Linked DNA regions of Mus musculus: all the other regions are linked to region 3. Evidence: chromatin contacts called from ENCODE POLR2A ChIA-PET data. All regions are on one chromosome and are shown on one strand. The core of a region is the stretch at or near the end of the contact, and the rest is flanking DNA. Distances in the headings are between cores, read along the strand shown.

Evidence for each region. ChIA-PET counts read pairs that join two places held with the same protein, here RNA polymerase II (POLR2A).
Region 1: POLR2A ChIA-PET joins it to region 3 with 11 read pairs in embryonic stem cell. The contact joins the promoter of Polr3h here to the promoter of Srebf2 in region 3. POLR2A ChIA-PET finds 5 or more read pairs at or near these places in 2 of 5 experiments (Patski and embryonic stem cell).
Region 2: POLR2A ChIA-PET joins it to region 3 with 41 read pairs in embryonic stem cell. The contact joins the promoter of Desi1 here to the promoter of Srebf2 in region 3. POLR2A ChIA-PET finds 5 or more read pairs at or near these places in 4 of 5 experiments (Patski and embryonic stem cell).

Annotation. Positions count from the first base shown.
Region 1 is chr15:81,924,850-81,928,415 of GRCm38, forward strand. Polr3h (polymerase (RNA) III (DNA directed) polypeptide H) reads right to left here and starts at 1,364. Exons shown (of 6, transcript NM_030229.4): 1 at 937-1,364. The coding sequence starts at 1,047.
Region 2 is chr15:82,014,488-82,017,930 of GRCm38, forward strand. It overlaps Desi1 (desumoylating isopeptidase 1), which reads right to left and starts at 1,733. Exons shown (of 6, transcript NM_134095.3): 1 at 1,391-1,733. The coding sequence starts at 1,478. Xrcc6 (X-ray repair complementing defective repair in Chinese hamster cells 6) reads left to right here and starts at 1,882. Exons shown (of 13, transcript NM_010247.2): 1 at 1,882-1,988; 2 at 2,623-2,711. The coding sequence starts at 2,636.
Region 3 is chr15:82,145,437-82,148,856 of GRCm38, forward strand. Srebf2 (sterol regulatory element binding factor 2) reads left to right here and starts at 1,833. Exons shown (of 19, transcript NM_033218.1): 1 at 1,833-2,054. The coding sequence starts at 1,967.

The sequences.
Region 1 (3,566 bases), core at 114-2,613, 220 kb before region 3:
TGGCATTTACCCCAGCTCATTACAACAAGACATTCTCAAGCCAACTTCTTCTCACTAGGCTACAAGGGCAGAGCCTGTGTCTCCCATTGGAGAGAGTGAAAGTCCGAGAAGGCCCCTGTAGTCATAGAAAGGGAAACACAGTAACCAAATGAATACAAGAAAGGGGCTACTGAGCTGGCTCAGCCGGTACAGCTGCCTCCCTCTAAAGCTGAAAGCTGAGTTCAATTCTAGAGACCCGCACGCTTATCCTCTCACCTCTACTCTCACACTGTGGGCAACACAGATAACACAAACCGAGGCCCAGAGAGGGTGACTTGGCCAAGACAACACAGTAATTGAACGAGGAAACAGGCATATTCCAGTTTCTGTTTTACAAACCCATTTTGTACACACGCTCTCTCCGTTTTGTTTTCTGGCAATCCTGAGAACCGAACCAGTGACTCCGCGAATGTCAAGCAAATTCAAGCACTGTTCAGCATCCTGATGCTTTTTGTTTCTTTTGAGGCAGGGTTTCTCCGTTGTAGCCTTGGCTGTTCTAGCACTCCCTCTGTAGACCAGGCTGGCCTCGAATTCACAGAAATCCGCCTGCTTCTGCCTCCTGAGTTATGGGATTAAAGGCATGCGCTACCGCCAGCAGCTTCGGTGCTTTTAATTTGTCTGAGTCAAGGGCTAACTATATTGCCCACGCTGGCCTCGAACACAGGATCGTCAAAAAGCCTCAATAGCCAAGAAGCTCGGATTACGGGTGTGCACTACCTCGCCCGGCCCATTTACTCCCTTGTGTACACGTTGTCACCCAAGTCTGGTTTATAAGGATGCGAAGGAAAAAAACCCCGACATGAAGTTAAGTGTGCAAGGCCAAGGGTGAACCAGGCGATAGCCAGACTAGCAGTGGGACCGGTAGGGACACTGCCGGGCAGCCCGAGGGCCCAGTACCTTGTTGGCCAATTTCTTGTTCAGCTCCTCAGCAATGGAATCGTTGAGTTTCCGCTCAAACTGCCACGGGGGTATGCGCACGGTGTCCACCATCTCCACCAGCACGAACATCCTGCGCTAGGGCTCTGGAGACCGGAGAGGCTGCCAAGCACGGGGGCCTGCGAGCTGTGATGGGGTGGGGGGGACCCGAGCCTCCTCCGTCCCTTCTCAGCCTCTGACAAGCCAAACCTGCAGCCGAGCTGCGCGGGAGGGCCTGGGCTCCAATTCTGGAAGCTACGCTCGTCTCCCGGAGGAAACTGAGGCCCGCTCCCGCCAGCCTTGGAGGAGCGCCGGCTCCCCGTCCCCGGATGCCACCCTGGCCTCGTTCCGTCCGCACCACGCGCGGGAGCCACGCGCGTCCAGCAACGCTGCGCTTGCCAAACCAAATCAACTCAGCTTCCGGAAAACTGACCAATAAGAAGCATCTGCCCGCCCCTGCGGGTCGCAGAGCTTCGCGAGGCTCCCGTGAGGGGCGGGGCCGGAAGGTGGGCGGGGCCGCCAGCACTCTCCCGCAAGTGAGAGAAGAGGGGCGGGGTAGAGTGCCGAAAGGGCGGGGCCCCATCCTGAAGCAAGCCAACCCCGGGCCCCTGAGAGAGTCTGGTTGCTAGGCGACAAGTCTGCACTTCAAGCCTGATTGTCTTTCTTTTGCACAACAGCCAGATAGACCCTTTGAAAATACAAATTTAACACGTTCAAAATAGTCTTTACTCCAGACAAAGTACCCAAGAGAGTGGGCAGAAAAGGGTCGCCGGGCCTTCCTGGATGATGTCATTTTAAGTGGTGCATTTGATGGATATGCTCACCAAAGCTCAGCACACAAAGCTTAAACAGCTGAAACAGACTCACGCTTGTAATACCAGCGCAAGAGAGGGTGAGGCTGGACAATCACTGCAAGTTCAAGACCAGCCTGAGTTACCAAATGAGATCCTGTGGCCGGGCAGTGCTGGCGCACGCCTTTAATCCCAGCATTTGGGAGGCAGAGGCAGGCGAATTTCTGAATTCGAGGCCAGCTTGGTCTACAGAGTGAGTTCCAGGACAGCCAGGGCTACACAGAAAAACTCTGTCTCGAAAAACCAAAAAGAAACAAAAAACAAAAAACACAGATCAGCTACATAGTGAATTCAAGTCTAGCCTGAGGTACAAAAGACTTTTTGTTTGTTTGAGACTCTTTCTAAAAAGAAAAAGGGGGGTGCCTAACAATGATGGTGACACACGTCTTTAATCCTAGCACTTGGGAGGCAGAGGCAAACGGATCTCAGAGTTTGAGGCCAGCCCAGTCTACAGAGCAAGTTTCTGGACAACCAGGACTGAACAGAATAATCCTGTCTCAAAAAAACAAAATAGAAAAATTTTCTTGCTGCACACTTTTAATCCCAGCAGTTGGGAGGGGCAGAGACTGTCAAATTTCTGAGAGTTAAGACAAACCTGGTCTACCAAGAGAGTACAAGATAGTCAAGGCTATACAGAACACACTCCCTCCCCCACCCAAAAAAAAAATGAGGAGAAAAAAAATAAGGCATTTTGGGCTGGGCGTTGATGGCACACACCTTTCATCCAAACAATTAGAATGCAGAGGCAGGAGGATCTCTCTGAATTCGAATTTGAGGCCAGCCTGGTCTACAAAGCAAGCTGCAGGACAGACAGGGCTACACAGAGAAACCCAGTCTCATAACACATGTAAGACAACAGTGTGCCTTTCTAGAAACAAAGTATTTCAGGGAATTGACAGGAGAGGTAAGAATTGATTAGCAATGATCTTCATAATATCAGTAAGTAACTTGTTTTACATTTCTATGTATATGAAGTGTTTTGCCTGCATCTGTGTGTGTGTGTGTGTGTGTGTGTGTGTGAGAGAGAGAGAGAGAGAGAGAGAGAGAGAGAGAGAGAGAATCAGAAGAGAACCTCTGATCCCCAGGACCATTGAATTGTGAGCCACCATGTGGGTGTTGGGAATGGAATCCTGGAAATGACACACAGTGACACATCAGCTGGGTGAACGGTTATTATGTGGCCTTCTGGAAAGGAGGAGGTACAGGCTGGCAGCAGGAGGCAGCAACGCTGGTCAGTGTGAGGAGGTCCTAGGCGCTGAGAAGCTGGACAGCTTAGGCTCAGAGACAGAAACAGCCAAACCACAGCCTGAGGGCTTAGATATTAACTGCATGGGAAGCTGGAGAGGGGCCAGGCCAGTGGACTGTGGAACCTAGGGTTTCAGAATTCAGTCCAGTGCTCTTTTGTGGTATTCAGCTCAACAATTTGTTAGCACGAAGTTTTGGTTTATGGTTTATGTGATGAAAGGAAAAAAAGAAAGAAAGAAAGAAAGAAAGAAAGAAAGAAAGAAAGAAAGAAAGAAAGAAAGAAAGAAAGAAAGAGAGAGAGAGTCCGGTCCCTTTACTAATTCTGTGCCTTGCTCCATGGTTGGTGGGGTGGTTTACAAAAAACACAAGCAACTCAAACTCTAGCTCCTCTGCAGCAGCGGACCATTGTGTGGGTTCTCTCTACAACATCCGGACCGAGATCAGTGGCTGGCGGATGGCCAGGGCTTAAAAATATGGCTTATTTGAATGAACAAAAGGGCAACGGAATTGTGGTCA
Region 2 (3,443 bases), core at 483-2,982, 130 kb before region 3:
AAAGTTTCCTTCCACTCTGTCTGCTACCAGTTTCTTTGGTAGAGGAACCGTTTTGACCTGAGCTTTTTCTCTCTCTCTTCACTTCCTTTCTTCTTCTTTTATTCCCTCAGGTGTGTGTGTAGCCCAGCTTGTTGGTCTTGAACCCACAGCCCTCTTGCCTCAGCCTCCTTAGTACTAGGATCATCGGAGTGTTTCACCCAGTTGGTTCTAATACAGTTTTTTCAGCTCCCCCCACCCCATCCCATCTGACAATGTATGTTGGAAATGAATGCACTTGTTTTTTGTTTCCATGTTAGAGATCAAACCCCAGGGCTTGGAGCATGCCAAGCAGGAACTCTACCAGTGAGTGAGCAACAGCCTCAGTCAGGTATTTGTGTTTTTAACGAACATCCTAGATGATTCTGATGGGAAACCACATTTAGAAACCACTCGCTGCCCCAGGGTTAAAGGATTAGTAAGTTCAACTCAGTGACACATCACAAATGGATGTCCTCAAAACTTGCCTTGCTTCCTTGATCCCTGCCCCTTGTGTTCCTTAAGAAATAGGCCTTCCTCCAATGTCTCCAGGAAACACTATAGCTATTTATTGAATGATGCAAAACTATGTCAGTTTCAATCCCTGAAATCCATTCCTGTCCACCATTACCTGAAATGACAAGCCTGACAAATCCTATATGACAGACATTTTGGTATTTGACTTGAAGTGAAGTTGGACCTACACTGAAGGGCTCTTTTTCTCTCTCAGCATGAAACCATTTGAACTGAGCACAACCGATATCCTCACCGATACAGCATCCGGTCCTCCCCCAGAACTGCTTTCTTACCATCTGGTCAAAAGCAATTAACTGTTGAGCGAAAATTGCATCGTCGGACAGAACGTAATTAGTTCCAAGATCTGGCTCAGGGTGACCTGACTTGACCTAACCTGGAGCCGGCAAGGGCTCAAGCCTTCCACCGCTCTAGCGCTCTCTTCCCATCCACTCCAAGGACTGCAGAGGGAATTTCCTTTTGGCGCGGAGGGCAGTCGCTCCGAGGGACACCAGAGGATCTCGTCTGCAGTGTTGCTTCCACCACCAGGGACACGAGCTGGAGGTATCCTCACTTTCTCTACTTTGAGCTAAAGAAGCAGGGTTCCCTGGCTTCTTGGGGAATCCACCAAGATCAGTCGGCTAGCCCCAGTCTCTAGCTGAAGAGGAGCTTGCTCTCAGCCGGAGCGTGTGTCTCCTTGGCTTAGATCATGAAGCTGGACAGGGGTTCAGGGAATCCCACCTCACTGTCCTTGCCCTAGTGGATCTTTCCTACCACCCATGGGCCCGTCTTCCCCCACCCCCCTCGGTGGATCGCTTCCAGCGGCCACCTGCCTTCTTCCCACTGACCCCGGTCCCCTCACCCAGCATGATGGGGCTGAGCCGGCGGGCCAGGCCCTTGGACAGGTCGTACACGTAGAGCTTCACCGGATAGAGATTTGGCGGCTCCATCAGGACCCGTGGCGGCGGCCACGATGGCCCTCGGGCACCCGGCAGCGGCTTGGACCTTCCGGTACCCGACCGGGGTGGGGAGAAGAGGGAGCGGGGGACCGAGCCGGGGCCCGGCCTGAGGGCGGGGGAGAGGCGGCCCTGCGCTGCTCGCGCCCGGACACCCGCGACCGGCAACGACTACTGTGAGGTGACAGAGAGAGAGATCCCAGAGACTCCGCACGGAACAGGGGGCAGGGGCGGGGACGCACTTTCACGCATGTGCGTTCGGTGCTGACGGGTTTCGGGGGCGGAGCTTCAAGCGAGGGGCGGGGCTTTCTCTGGCCGCAAGCGTTCCAGTTTAGGGAACAGGGGGTGGAAGCGGGAAATGCGAGTGGGCGTGCCCGCTTGAAGGGTCGAAGGGCGTGTTGTGCGTGATGACGCAACGTCGCTGATTGGGCGAGAGACAAGGAGCCCGCGTGGACGTGGTGCCCACCTTCTGCTGTCCCAGTGGCTTGCCCGCCTGCGGTTAAGGTAGGTTCGCCGCACCACATGTGTTGGATGAGGCCTGCCTTGGTGGCTTGCTTGCACGCTTAGTGTCGCGCGACCCCTGGCCTCACCACGGAGCAGCGCTGTCGACCTGCAGGACCTGGGTCATGCTCCTTTCTCCCCAGAAGGCGGAACAGGACTGGTGGTTGAGCCAATCTCTAGCTGAAGGTTGGGGGAGAAATGAAGACGAATGTTTCAGCCAGAGCACCAAGTACCGTCCCAGTCCAGTTGGAGCTCGAGATAGGACCTTCAGTGCTGAGCCGCTATGTTATACCTCGCCCTCACCCCTAGCCATTTTGGTCCTGCAGCATCCTTAAGGGATAGCCAAGGGGAGGTTGTTGCAGCAATGACCCCATGCACATTTCTCTTGCCTCTCCAATGATATGGAGAGCTTTGGAGGAAGCAGGAGCCATCATTCACATTCTTTATTAGTGACCCGAGCATTTAGAACAGATCTAAAGAGAACCCAGAAGTCTGTCTGTCTGTCTCTCTTTTTTTTTCTGGTGTGTGTGGCATAGGTCCGGGTACACTGTAGGAAAGCGCATTACCACAGAGCTACCTGCCTTGGTTTTTTTTTTTTTTTTTTTTTTCATTTAAATTCATAACTTCTCTCACCTAGTGAGCAAACCAACATGTCAGAGTGGGAGTCCTACTACAAAACTGAGGGCGAGGAAGAGGAAGAGGAGGAGGAGAGCCCCGACACAGGTGGTAAGTGGCCTGTGTGGAAGATTTTCGCTGTGTACTTTTTTTTTTGCTGGGAGCACTTTATGTTGTCTGATATCCCTCCCTTTTCTCCTCAGATAATCTAAAATATTTTTTCTCCCTTTGAGTTTTACAGTTATTATTTAGATCCTATTTCACTCTATGAACATTCCTAACCCTATTTTCCTTTTTTTTTTTTTACTAACCACGATAGAGAATTTATTAATCTTCAATAAATGACTCTGTCCATGGTAATATTTGTCACTTTATTTTTTACATATTTTTGATTGTTTAAAAAAATCTACTTATTTTTATTTTATGTATGTGTGTACACCTCTGTACATGTCTGGTGCAAAAGGGAGCCAGAAGAGGGAGTCGGATCTCCTGCTACTAAAGTTATAGGTGGTTGTGAGCCTCCATGTGCATTCTGTGAAGTGAAGCTGGATCGTGTGTGAGAGAGCGTCAAGTATTCTTAACCATTGCTTTAACCACTGAGCAGCCTCCCCAGCTCCTGTTTGTTTCTGAGGCAAGGTCTTATGTAGACCAGGCTGACTTCAAACTCACTCTGTAACTGATGTAGACTTTGAGCTTCTTTTTTTTTTTTTTTTTTTTTTGACTTTGAGCTTCTAATGACTCCTGGGAATCGAGTTAACATAAAAGTGGGTGCATTGGTGGCTATACATCCTGGTCTCTAACTTGCCTCCTGCCTCTTGCCTGGAATCAGCCCAGCTCCAGGCT
Region 3 (3,420 bases), core at 583-3,082:
CAGTCAGTGCTTAACCAACTGAGCCATCTCTCTAGCACCTCCCCCCACCCACCTTACCATTTCTAATGAGCCTCCTTTTGTCCTTTCCCAGGCCAGTTGCTAAGCACACACATGAAGGTCAGAGAACTTCTGAGAATCAGGTCTCTCCACCTATGTGAGTCCCAGGGGTTGATTTCAGGTCAGCAGGCTTAGCCAAAAGCACCGCACTGAACCATCTTGCTGGCCCCAGGCCAGAGTCGTGATATCCAGCCCCTTGTTAGTCTCATCTTATCTTTACTTTTCCTTGGCTAGTCTGTCTTGTGTGTGTGTGTGTGTGTGTTTTGTTTTGTTTTTGTTGTTTAGTGATTTGATTTTGTTTTGTTTTTTTGAGGCAAGGTTTCACACACACAAAAAAAATTCAGGCCACTCTGGACAGCTTCCCCAACCCCACCTAGAAACCCTGTCTCTTGCTCAGTTCTTTGCTATTTCTTGTCCCCCAGCAGAGGCGCCTCTCCCAGTAAATCTCTCCTGTGAGACTTGTTGTGATGTGACTTTGTGGGTATTCCCAGGCGCCTGATTGCCAGGATCTTTTTCCCTCTCAGAGCTGCAATACCTTCACTGGAGACCCTTTCCCCCTCAGAGCCTGCTGGAACACTTCATCCCAGAAGTTAAGAGCTGTTTGCTTGCCACGGAAATCAAATAAATGTGACAATGACAACTGTGGTCTTGTGCTGTTTTAAAGATGACAAACCAGGCTTATCAGCAAACAGTTGCTTAGCCAGCCCAGGAGCAGGAAGTGGCTTATTGGATATGCAGGTCTCCCCACAGAGCCTTCAGCTCTGACCCCCTAAGAACAACTGCCTCAGACTCACAAGAAGCTCTTCCTATGTATGCCATGAAAACCTTCTTCCTCTCAGTATACACTTAGGTCCTTTCTCAGATGTCCATTCCAGCATTTCTTTTTTTTAACGATGCCCTGATATTCTACTGTTTGGAGGTAATTTATGTACCTGATGCCTTACTGTGTTACTGTTTTCCCGTTAGAGAACTTTGTGATGAATGTCTTTGAATACATGTACTTAATAGCATTCCTCGGAACACTAATCTTTTTGTTTCTTCGGATAAGTTCTTGGAAGCGTGCACCTTTGTGTGCAGTGTGACCGACTACCTGTAAGATGATGCAGTGAGGTGACTGCAGGAGTGGGGCCTCACCTGGAGAGACCATTGAACAAATGACCTTGTCTGAAGGCCTTAGAATGATCGAGGTTTCCCAAAATTGAGGGCCAGTTGTAAAATGTTCACAATACTCAGGTGATCTCAAGACCCTGTTAAGTCTCGGATGGGATAAGTGTGACTTAGGGTCTGGATAGCCTATCCCAGAATGTTAGGGTACTATGATTCTACCCAGAGCTAGGGGGAGGGAAGAGGCAACTGGGGAGATGACGTAATGTGCTCCTAGAGTAAAGGGGGCGGTGGTAGAAGGTAGCGCCGGACAGCGGTGCGTTAACCCTTCTATTTCCGGGCTCTCGACAAAGTTGCTCCTGGAGCTGATCCAACGGAAAAGTAGCGGCTCCTTTAAGCCAGAAGAAGGCTGGGACGAGGACCCGGCGGCTACTCTCCGCTGGCGCTTGGATGCCGTGAGGGGCGGAGTCCCGCTATGCAAATCTGAGCTGCTGATCGATGACGCACCATCACCCCATGAGCCGCTTCGCGCGCCGATTGGCTAATGCAAGCCTGGTCCCATTGACAACAAACTTGGGGGTGCGGAGGCTCGGGGCGGGGCTGCAGTGGGCGCGGCCCGGGGCGGGGGAATTCTGCCCCGCCCCTTCCGTGGAGTCGGGGCGCAGCTCAAACATGGCGGCGGTTGGCACGGGGCGGTGAGGCGGTACCAGGTGGGGGCTGTCGGGTGTCATGGGCGGTGGCGGCGGTACCGCCTCCGCGTCTCCCTGAGCTGGACCTCACGGGGGACTCTGCGCCAAGCTGGGCGATGGATGAGAGCAGCGAGCTGGGCGTTCTGGAGACCATGGAGACCCTCACGGAGCTGGGCGATGAGCTGACTCTCGGGGACATCGACGGTGAGTGGCGGCGGCTGGGTGGGAGTGCGGGGGGCGCGCGGGGAGGAAGGGGTTACGGCGGCGCTCGCGGGTGCGCGTGCGCCCACCCCGCGATCGCCCCGGCGTGCGCGGGAAGGAACCCGCGGGGGCCGGGCTGCCCGGGAGGTTCCCAGTTCTTCTGGCTCCAGAGTCTGAGCCCGGGTCGTGACGCAGGGCTCCCGGTGGCTGAGGAGTCGTGGGCGCCGCGGGGCCCGAAGCGGGGCTGGGGGCGTCGCGAGTGCCGCCAGAGGAGAAAGCGAGGCGGCTGCCTCCCTCGCGCGCCCACACGCGCTCTGGTTTGTCCGGTCTTCGCCGGCGTCCCGCGTCGCACCTGTCACTCCCTGCCTGGCCACTGGAGCGGCTTCGGGATTTCCCGGACTGCGCTCCCGGGCTCGGCTCCCCCACGCCCCCGCTCTTTTCGGGATTGACTGACAGCCGGGTCTGCGGGCGCTCTGGAAAACTTTGGGCAACAGCTGCAAAAAGCAAGTTACTGATGGAGTGGACAGAGACCGCAGAGTGCGGCGGCCTTGGATGGAGACCCGGGCGCTCCTGCTGTCGCACTGCAAAGGGAGTTGAGCAGCAAGAATTTTGAGTTGTGGCCCCTCGGGTACAGACTAGGGAGCTGGTGGCCTTTGTTTCGGCGGCCTTAACAGCGAAGTGGAAGAACTGGTAGGAGCCCAGGGAACCTCTCTTAAAATTCTCTCACTTTTCAGCCACGGGAAGGAAGGTTTGGAGAGGGTCCCAGACTTGCCCGCGGTCATCATGCTGGTTAACAAAGCCCAGTTCTTTCTGTTTCTGAGCCACTATTAGTTTCTTTCCACTCCACCTTTAAGAAAAATAGGCTAGTAATTAAGTCATTCTCAGTAGTCAGGGCTCTTCTGAAGTTCTCAGTCCCAAATACTTTGCGTTAGTTCATTTATTCAATCCCGCTGAATTGGGTATCGCTCAGTTTTGCCGGAGGTGTCGTTTAAGGTCACTTACTTTAGAGAGTCCAGAACTCCTAGGCAGTGACTCAGTTTATGGAATGTTACTACACCTAGAATCTAGAACCTTGCAGGCAGATGTGATGGCCACATCCTCGCTTCGCAGGCGAAGAAGCAGGTAGAAGGTTCTCTCGTGGAGAAAGGAGTGACAACAGTTGTTTAAAGAAGGTGTTGGCCAGGTGCCTGTTTTGCTTTTGTAGCATTTTGTAGCATTTTTCCCTTAGGGTTCGCCCTTACTTCTCATTTTGGTCATCCAGACAGTGTGACAAGCCCGTGTATTGGAAGTTCCACTTTTAACCACAGATTCTTCCACCAAGGATCGCTAAACACTAAGATAGGTTAACGAATGGGAGGGGTTACTCCTT